Linked DNA regions of Homo sapiens: all the other regions are linked to region 1. The links are chromatin contacts, found by Hi-C or POLR2A ChIA-PET in ENCODE. All regions are on one chromosome and are shown on one strand. The core of a region is the stretch at or near the end of the contact, and the rest is flanking DNA. Distances in the headings are between cores, read along the strand shown.

The links. A loop is a pair of places that touch in the nucleus more often than their neighbours do. ChIA-PET counts read pairs that join two places held with the same protein, here RNA polymerase II (POLR2A). Pooled maps may share reads with other maps.
Region 2: a pooled map shows a loop between it and region 1 (5-fold over the local background). The contact joins the promoter of SHF here to the promoter of EIF3J in region 1. A Hi-C loop is called at or near these places in 3 of 168 maps with a recorded cell type or tissue (CD4-positive, alpha-beta memory T cell and naive thymus-derived CD4-positive, alpha-beta T cell), 1 of 37 single-sample maps with no recorded cell type and 14 of 50 pooled maps. POLR2A ChIA-PET finds 5 or more read pairs at or near these places in 1 of 52 experiments (activated T-cell).
Region 3: a loop to region 1 is called in a map of sigmoid colon, with 4 times the contacts of the local background. The contact joins the promoter of GATM here to the promoter of EIF3J in region 1. A Hi-C loop is called at or near these places in 1 of 168 maps with a recorded cell type or tissue (sigmoid colon) and 1 of 50 pooled maps. POLR2A ChIA-PET finds 5 or more read pairs at or near these places in 1 of 52 experiments (Panc1).

What each region holds. Positions count from the first base shown.
Region 1 is chr15:44,535,752-44,538,473 of GRCh38, reverse strand. It overlaps EIF3J (eukaryotic translation initiation factor 3 subunit J), which reads right to left and starts at 1,327. Exons shown (of 8, transcript NM_003758.4): 1 at 1,237-1,327; 2 at 1,047-1,150. The coding sequence starts at 1,279. EIF3J-DT (EIF3J divergent transcript) reads left to right here and starts at 1,551. Exons shown (of 2, transcript NR_034170.1): 1 at 1,551-2,431. RefSeq lists silencers at 825-874, 895-1,204, 1,395-1,564 and enhancers at 1,735-2,184, 1,872-2,659.
Region 2 is chr15:45,186,612-45,189,320 of GRCh38, reverse strand. It overlaps SHF (Src homology 2 domain containing F), which reads left to right and starts at 1,355. Exons shown (of 7, transcript NM_001394037.1): 1 at 1,355-1,867. The coding sequence starts at 1,370. LOC124903481 (a long non-coding RNA gene) reads right to left here. Exons shown (of 2, transcript XR_007064608.1): 2 at 503-1,206. RefSeq lists a silencer at 1,411-1,460 and an enhancer at 2,375-2,709.
Region 3 is chr15:45,377,141-45,379,840 of GRCh38, reverse strand. GATM (glycine amidinotransferase) reads left to right here and starts at 1,297. Exons shown (of 9, transcript NM_001482.3): 1 at 1,297-1,456. The coding sequence starts at 1,388. RefSeq lists an enhancer at 949-1,028 and a silencer at 1,169-1,498.

The sequences.
Region 1 (2,722 bases), core at 78-2,577:
TCCGTTTGTGTTTATAAATTAGGAGAAATTCACTAAATTAGGCAAAACCACAAAAAAAAATCATTTTCCATTTCACACAAAACTTTATCTGCACAAATATAACAAGATTTTGAGAACTTTGTTAATAAGAGTCTTAACATTTTGGATTTGAGACTTCTGTAACTACTGTAAAAAAAAAAAAAAACCATGTAGAAGTAAATGTCACTTACAGCTGTATAATGAACCCTTCGGAGTTTTCAAAATCAAACGACTGAGGTAAAAATGATTATCTACAAGGCACAGACAAAACAACAACAACAACAAAAAACCACGGGCCCGTCATCTACAACCACCACCAAATCTTCAATATTTCCTTAGGTGTCGTATGTGTGTAGTTGAGTAACTGTCGTCTCTCCATTTCTCAGGTCACGGTGTGAACTACCTGGGTTTCTGTCCACTAACTGCGGGCTATCTCAGTGGTCAGTTCATTCTTTTTACCACAGGGTGGGGGAAGGGAGAGCCAAAAGTTATTTCCCTTTACTGTTTCTAGCTGTCTCGTGTGGGAAAAAAAGGTTGAAATTCAACTACAATATTTCACTCATCTAATCCCTCGAACAAACTGTATAAGTAGACCTCAGGGTCATAAATGAGTTACTGGCCCTGGGCTGACTTGAGCTCGAAAAGACAGGCGAGTCTCAAGGCTTTCCATATGGATAAGCTACAAGGCTCAATTCCCAACTTCCCGGTCTCATTCCTGCGAGAGGCTCCGGACCGCGAAGCTTGCACGTGGGCCGACCCGGCCGATGCTGTCACCTTTCGTCGCCAGCCGGCGGGTGGGATCCACGCCGGAGAGCAGACTCTCAACCGGCGAGGGAGTCCGGGAGGCCACGCTGCCAGTCTTCGGCCCACACATGGCCGGCAAGCGGAGGGGAAGAGAGCACCGCCAGGCCCTATGCTCGCGCCTGGACCCACGGCCCGCAGGCCCCGGCAGCGACCCGGGGCCCAGAGTCGGCCGGCAACAGCGCCAGCCCGCTTCCGCGCTGCCCGGCGCCCTAGCCCGCACCCACCTTGACGTCCTCGTCCTCGTCCTCGCCTTCCCAGCGGTCCCCGCCGGCAGTGCCGCCGCCCCCCACCTTCCGCACTGGGTCTTCCACGGAGAAAGCGTCGGCGTCTACGGAAGAAAGCGAGCCGTGTTAGTGCCTGCCACTGCGTGGGGCCGGCGCCGGCCCGGGCCCTGCCCCAGCAACTTCTCCTCACCCCAGGAGTCCGAGTCCCCCGCCGCCGCCGCCGCCGCCGCCATCTCGAGCCGGGTGTGAGCGTGTGTGAGAGGGAGAGCTAGCGAGGAGTTAGCACGGCGGAGGTGAGTCACTGGGTTTGCTCTCGTTGACCGGCGCGGAGCAGGATGGGACCGTGGCTGACTGTGCGCCGAGCCGAGGCCACGCCCCCTCAGGCGGCGGCGGCGACGCGCGCGGGTAAGAAGTGGGCGGGGAACGCGGTCGGTGGCGCTGCGGGGCTGAGGGAGAGGCGGAGGGGGGGGCGGAGGGGGGCGGAGGGAGGGGCGGAAAGAGCAGAGGGAGGGGCACAGGGGGCTGAGGAGTGCTGGGTCGGGCTTCCAGCTCCCTACAACGCAGACCAGTACTGGAGTTCGTGGTGCTGGAAGACCGCCGCCCGACTCTGGGCCCCGGGTAGGAAACGTAAGTGCCAGGAAGTTAGCAGAGTGGTTCTTTGGCTGGCGCCTGAACCTCGCCAGTCTTCGTCGCCCCTCCCCTGCCAACGCCTACCCCGCTTCGACCGGAGGGTGCGCTGTCCCTCTGGTCACTGTGATCACCGTCCATGGCCGCCTGCGGATACCCACGCCGTGCTCAGAAGAGGGCTCTGAGGCCACGCCCGCCTGTGGGGTCGGTGGCCGGGCTTCCGGGACCCCAGAGGGAGTCGTCGCGCGCTAGGTGGAGGGGACCCCTCTGGAATCCGGCGATCCCCGGGCGCAGATGCAGGAGCGGGTGGGGAGAGCCGCGTTCCTGGCATGTTTGCCTCGAGTTAGTCACGAAGGAATCGAAGAGAGCCTTAGTCTTCGAGGCTTTTCCCTTCCTGTGAGCCCCTTTGAGGCCAGCACATTGATTTTTTTTTCTTTCGCAGAACAATTTCGGACCTCCTGGGGTCTATGCTAGGTATGAGGTGTATCTTTGCCCTCCATCAAGTAGCAAAGATGGACATGTAAACAAATTTCGACACTGTGATGACTGCCACAAAAAGCAGCATTATGAGGTTGAATGTAAAAGGATAACCTTAGCGGCGGCGGGGGCCGGAGGATGAAGGAAGGCTTCCTGAGGTAGGCGCTGGTTGAAACTGAAGTTGGAGAGAGCAAGTGGCATTTGCTGAAGTGCATTTCCGGTAGAAAACTCCAGTGGTCCCTCACCTGACTGAGTGGCGCAGTCAGAGATAAATGGAACAGGTACACTGACCAGAAAGGGCAAGATGGGCTAAACTTCGCCGTTGGGCCACTGGGCTCCCCCGCAGGATTTTAAAGAGCTAGCCAGTAGATGGATTTTGTTTTTGTTATTTTCGCAATTTATTTTCAAATATGTAATACGCGAACTTGGTACAACATTCATGTGATAAAAAGGTAGATACGTGGGCAGGACGCGGTGGCTCACGCCTGTAATCCCAGCATTTTGGGAGGCCGAGATGGGCGGATCATTTGCTGTCAGGAGTTCGAGACCAGCCTGGCCAACATGGTAAAACC
Region 2 (2,709 bases), core at 106-2,605, 650 kb before region 1:
GAGACAGCTGCTTTCCCAGCAGAGCCAAGAGCAAATGTGTTGGTGTTGGCTTCAGGCCTACATTTATGGTGAGGAACTGGCTTTATTTCTTTCCTTTTCTTTTTTCTTTTTCTTTTTTTTTTTTTTTTGAGACGGAGTCTCACTCTGTCGCCCTGGCTGGAGTGCAGTCGCGCAATCTCAGCTCAATGCAACCTCTGCCTCCTGGGTTCAAGCGATTCTCCTGCCTCAGCCTCCCGAGTAGCTGGGACTACAGGTGCCCGCCACCACACCCGACTAATTTTTTTGTATTTTTGGTAGAGACGGGGTTTCACCGTGTTAGCCAGGATGGTCTCGATCTCCTGACCTCGTGATCCTCCCGTTTCGGCCTCCCAAAGTGCTGGGATTACAGGCGTGAGCCACCGCGCCCAGCCGGAACTGGCTTTATTTCTAAGACAAAAATGCCTAGCACTTGAGCATCTGAGCCTCAAGAGGATAAGGAGTTTGTGATAGACAACACTGGGACTGTTTCTAGACTTGATTTATTGACTTGTCTGTTTCCATTCTGTTACTAATCTGATTGACAATGAAGCCCGGGATGTGGCTGGAAGGGATTTCTGCGTGCGTGCGCATGCTATCGTCAGGGCCATGTGGGCCCGTTTGGAGCAGGTGCTCCCGTGGGTGGGGGATGTTTGAGCGAGGGCTGTTTGCGTGTGAGAAGGGCGTGTGTGAAAACGACACGGGAGAAGTGGGCGTCTCTAGGGAGTTGTTTGTATGTGATGTGAGATGTGTTTGCCTGGATCGGGAAGTAACGTAGGTTCGGGTATGTGCAGTGCGTACGGTTGGATGGGAGGAGGTTGTGGGGCTCCCAAGGTAGCACGGGAGGAGGAGGCTTACAGACACATCTTACAGAACCTAGCCCCTTTTCTTGCCCGCCTAGATTTTCCTCCTAGATTATAGTTTCCCAGTTGCGAGATCCTGGGAGAGGGAAGAGGAGAGGCGTAAGGCTCCCTAGAGTCAGGAGTCTGGGGGCTCCCCTCTTTGCGTCTCGCACGAGCTGGGAGCTGGGGAAAAGAACAGATGGGGATGGATGCGCTCCCCACAGGGGACCGCGTGGCGACACGTAAAGGATTCAACCTCAGTCCAGTAGTCGCATCCTCTGCCCCAGGGCTGCCCACTTCACTTCTTGCCTGTGCATACCGGCTGGAAGCCCGCGTACACTCTTCCGAGCTACGGGAGGAGGAAGACCCTGTTAGGGAGCGGAGCCCCGCCTCTCCCTTGTTACTGAAGCGCCCCGCCCCCTCCCCGCCCGGCGGAGCCCCGCCCCCCTCCCCACCCCCGCCCCCGCCCCCCACCCGCCGCTGCGCTCCCCTCGCTCAGTCTGGCTGGCCCCATGTTACTGAGCGGAGCTCCTCCGGCTGGCTCCCGCCCGGGGCCGCGAACGCAGGGGAGCGCTGGGGGCGGCCCGGGGGGGTCCCGCCGGGGCGCCGGGGGTGCGGGAGCCGGCCCAGGAGGGGGCGGCAGCGGCGGAGTAGCCAAGTGGCTCCGGGAGCACCTGGGCTTCCGCGGGGGGGGCGGCGGCGGAGGGGGCAGCAAGCCGGCGCCCCCCGAGCCCGACTACCGCCCCCCTGCGCCCTCTCCGGCCGCGCCCCCCGCGCCGCCCCCGGACATCCTGGCCGCCTACAGGCTGCAGCGGGAGCGCGACTTCGAAGACCCCTACTCCGGGGGGTCGTCCGGCTCCGCCGCCCTCGCCACCCCTGTCGCCCCCGGACCCACGCCGCCCCCGCGCCACGGCTCTCCCCCACACCGCCTTATTCGGGTCGAGACCCCGGGGCCCCCGGCGCCGCCTGCTGATGAGCGGATCTCCGGACCCCCCGCCAGCAGCGATAGGGTGAGTGCCGCGCCGGGCCGGGATGGCCAGGAGGGAAGGCGGTCAGGGGTCTGGAGGCTGCGAGAGGGACAAAGGTGGCCTGGCCCGGGCCCCTCGGTGTCTCAGCTTCTGGCAGACGCGAGCCCCTGACCCCGGGGTTCCGAGCCTTCACCCACCTTTGTTCAGATTCTCAACCGACTAATCTGAGACGGAAGCCCCAAACTCTGCCCCTCTGCCCTATCCTTTGTAATGGCCCCAGAACTGGTGACCCTCCCCCTCCCGGGCTGGCTCTCCACTTCGTAGCCCCCTCTAGCCTGATCCATGAGCCTTTTGCTAACGGGAATTGAGGCGCACCTCCCAACCCCCACTGGTTGATGGCCTTTCTGCCCCTCTGGAAGCAGCGGCTCAGTGCCCTTTGATCTCTGACCCTTCCCCCTGGGCATAGCCAGCACAAAGCTCTTCCCTCCTGTTGCCTCTTTGCTTCCTCCTCCTCTTCCTCCTCCTGTTTCTCCAGCCTAAGCATCCTTGCAGGTGCTGAAGCCCCAGAAAGGAGGTGAAGACGGGTTTCTCCTTGCGGACACAGCACGAGCTGGCCTTTGCCCTATAGGCTGTTGTTCTCAGGAGGCGAAGACAGGCAGCTTACAGCTCTTGCCAAGGGGGCTTCGTGGGGTCCAGGCCCACTCCTCCCTCCTTCCCTCGTCCTCTCAGGTATGAGGATAGTCAGTGCTCAGGACCTGTTGCCCACATGGGGCTAAGCAGCTGAGCCCATTCCTCCTCTCCTCCTGGCCTCCCTCTCCCCCTGGTCCATTCTGAGGGAGGCTGGAGCTTTTCCTGGGTCTGCAGGCACCAGGATAGGGAGGAGA
Region 3 (2,700 bases), core at 48-2,547, 840 kb before region 1:
CTAGTTTTTGTATTTTTAGTAGACAGGGTTTCATCATGTTGACCAGGATAGTCTCAAACTCCTGACCTCAGGCAATCCGCCTGCCTCGGCCTTCCCAATTGCTGGGATTACAGGCGTGAGCCACTGCACCCGGCCTCATACAGCTCTAATGCCACGCATCAAGTTCTGCATGTACAATCTCTCATTTTGGCCTCTCAGCAACCCCCCATGTGCTAGGGACAGTAAATTCTATTGTTCTCACTTTGCAGATAAGAAGACTGCAATTCAGGAAGACATATAGTAGTCTATAAGTGATTCAGGACTGGAACTCAGTTATCCTAATTCCCTCTCGGAGGCTCTTTCCACCATGCCATCTGCTCGTCTGGTGCTTTCCATCCATGAACTCTGGAAAACAAGCTTGAGATACCAAAATTGAAAAGACAGCTCATCAAAAATGAATAGTTATAATTCTATAAGTACAAAAATGAAATACTCAAATCTCTTGCCCCCCCTCCTGCTAGGAGCATAAATGTTAACCTGAGTTCTCTAGCTCTGTACAAATCCACAGCAATTAAGACTGCACTGTGAGGGAAAATACTTTTCTAAAAAAGAATCCTGATCAAGTTGAAACAAAAATTTTAAAACATGAAATGGAAGGAACGAAACTGTCGTCCTCCCTTATTTCTGACCCACACTTGTCGATTTTCATGACGGAGTTTCTCAAGCCAGGGGCATATGGCCAAAGACCATGTGAAATGCCAGGTGTTCCAAATAACAACCGACGGGGTACTGGAAGGAAAGCACTGCCTCCCCGGGGAACAAATGGCCCAATTTCCAGACTTAGTTTTCTGCAGTCTCAAACCCGATGTTGCACCAAGAAACCACCTAATCTTTAGGTGGTTTCGTTTACCGAAAAATGAGGTGACTGGTTCAGTGCGCATATGTGAATTTAAGGGTAACACTGTACTCACGCTTTGCATATTTAAATTCTCAAATATTCACTTAATATATGCATAGACCATTGTCACTTCGTCAGAAGTCGCGTCCTGCCCAGTTGCGCGAGACTCCAACGGGCCTTCTTGCGACGCTCGGGTCTGGGTCCGGGTCCGGACGTGCAACAGAAGCCGTCAGTGGCCCCGCTGGCTAAAAAAGGGCAAGCATCGGAGGCTCGAGCCAGCGGCCGCGGCGCTTCCCGACAGTTCCTAATTCGGGGCGCTACGCCGGCCCCACCACCTGTTCCCGGCAGCCAATGGGGCCGCGGGGGGCGGCCGGGGCGGAGCGCGGCTACAAAAGGCCTCGGGCCCCGCGCGCCCGCCCACCCCGCTCCGGGCGCGCTCTCGGGAAGGCTTGGACCGACGCGGCCCAGAGGCCAGGAACATTCCGCGCGTGGACCAGCCGGGCCAGGGCGATGCTGCGGGTGCGGTGTCTGCGCGGCGGGAGCCGCGGCGCCGAGGCGGTGCACTACATCGGATCTCGGGTGCGTGCGCCACCGGCCTCGTCTGGCGGCCGCGTGACTCACTCGATCCTGCGGGCGGCGTGGAGCACTCGCTCGCTCCCTGCCCGGAGCCGCCACCTTCCCTCGCTTTCCCTAGCCGGAATTGCACGAGAGTGTCCCTTCTGGTATCCCTGGGAAGCTCAGCTTCAAGAGCCTTCGCAGGCTCCAGGAGCTGGGCGGCGTCCCCCAGTCAGGGGGAACTTGCGTTGCGGCTCCAGCCCTTGGGGTCCACTTGCTGTCTGCGCGTCCGCGGCCTGCTGGCCCACGGCGCAGGGGGCGCCGCCCCCCTCTACCGGACCTTGGTGCGCTGCACCAAGCTTCCCGCTCGGAGCAAGGGGTTGGGACGACGGAGGCTCCTCTTAGTAAAAGGGTGGCGTTATTGGGGTTCAGTAGCCTGAGTGGGCGTCGAGTTGGGGAGATTTCTGGAAAATGCGTGTGGGGTAGATGGATGGGGAGAAGAGGCAAGCAAAGTGGGAATCGGGGACGGGGAGCGAGCGACCAGATTCACTCCAAGTATAACATGGGATCCCACGTCTGGAGAGGAGTCGGGGCGAGTGCAGCCTGTAAGCAGAGTTTCTGCGCTCCCCGCCCTCGGCTGCCCTGGCAGCAGACCCTCCCATGCTTCTAGTACTGGAATCGCTCCGACATTCTGGCTTCCTCCCAGCAACTGGTTCCTGAACAGCTGTCATTCTCCGTCTTTCTTCTGCCTCCACCCGAGTTCTCCTCCTGCCCACTTCCTAAGGCTTTTAACAGAGCAGGATAGAGATTTGGGGGGTTGAGGTTTGCTCAGGGGTTGAGGGACCCTCCCTGCTCTAGATTTTATAGGCCATGCATTTTTAAAAGGCTTTTGAAGTTTTTAGATCTCCTTCTTATTTGTTTGAATTTACGCCTGAGCTAATCCTGACCTTGGCTAGGGTACTGTGGACCATCTGTAAAATGGAGCAGATGGCAGTTGCTCACTCTCAGAATTGAAGTGCCAAAGAATGCGAAGTGTATGTCAAAGATGAAAAAAATTTGATTTGAAGCTGGTTATTCTGAAAGATAAGGTCCTTTACAAATGTTCCCAACTTTTCATTTGTAAAAAAAAATAAATAAAAAGCCTAATATTGGTAACCTTTGATACTTAAGGGAAAAGGAGGTTCCGTCCCCAGCTGAGACTGGCGGGAAGTTTTAGAGCAGCTGTCTATGGTTTTCTGAGAGGAGGACTGACCCATCTGCAAAACAGT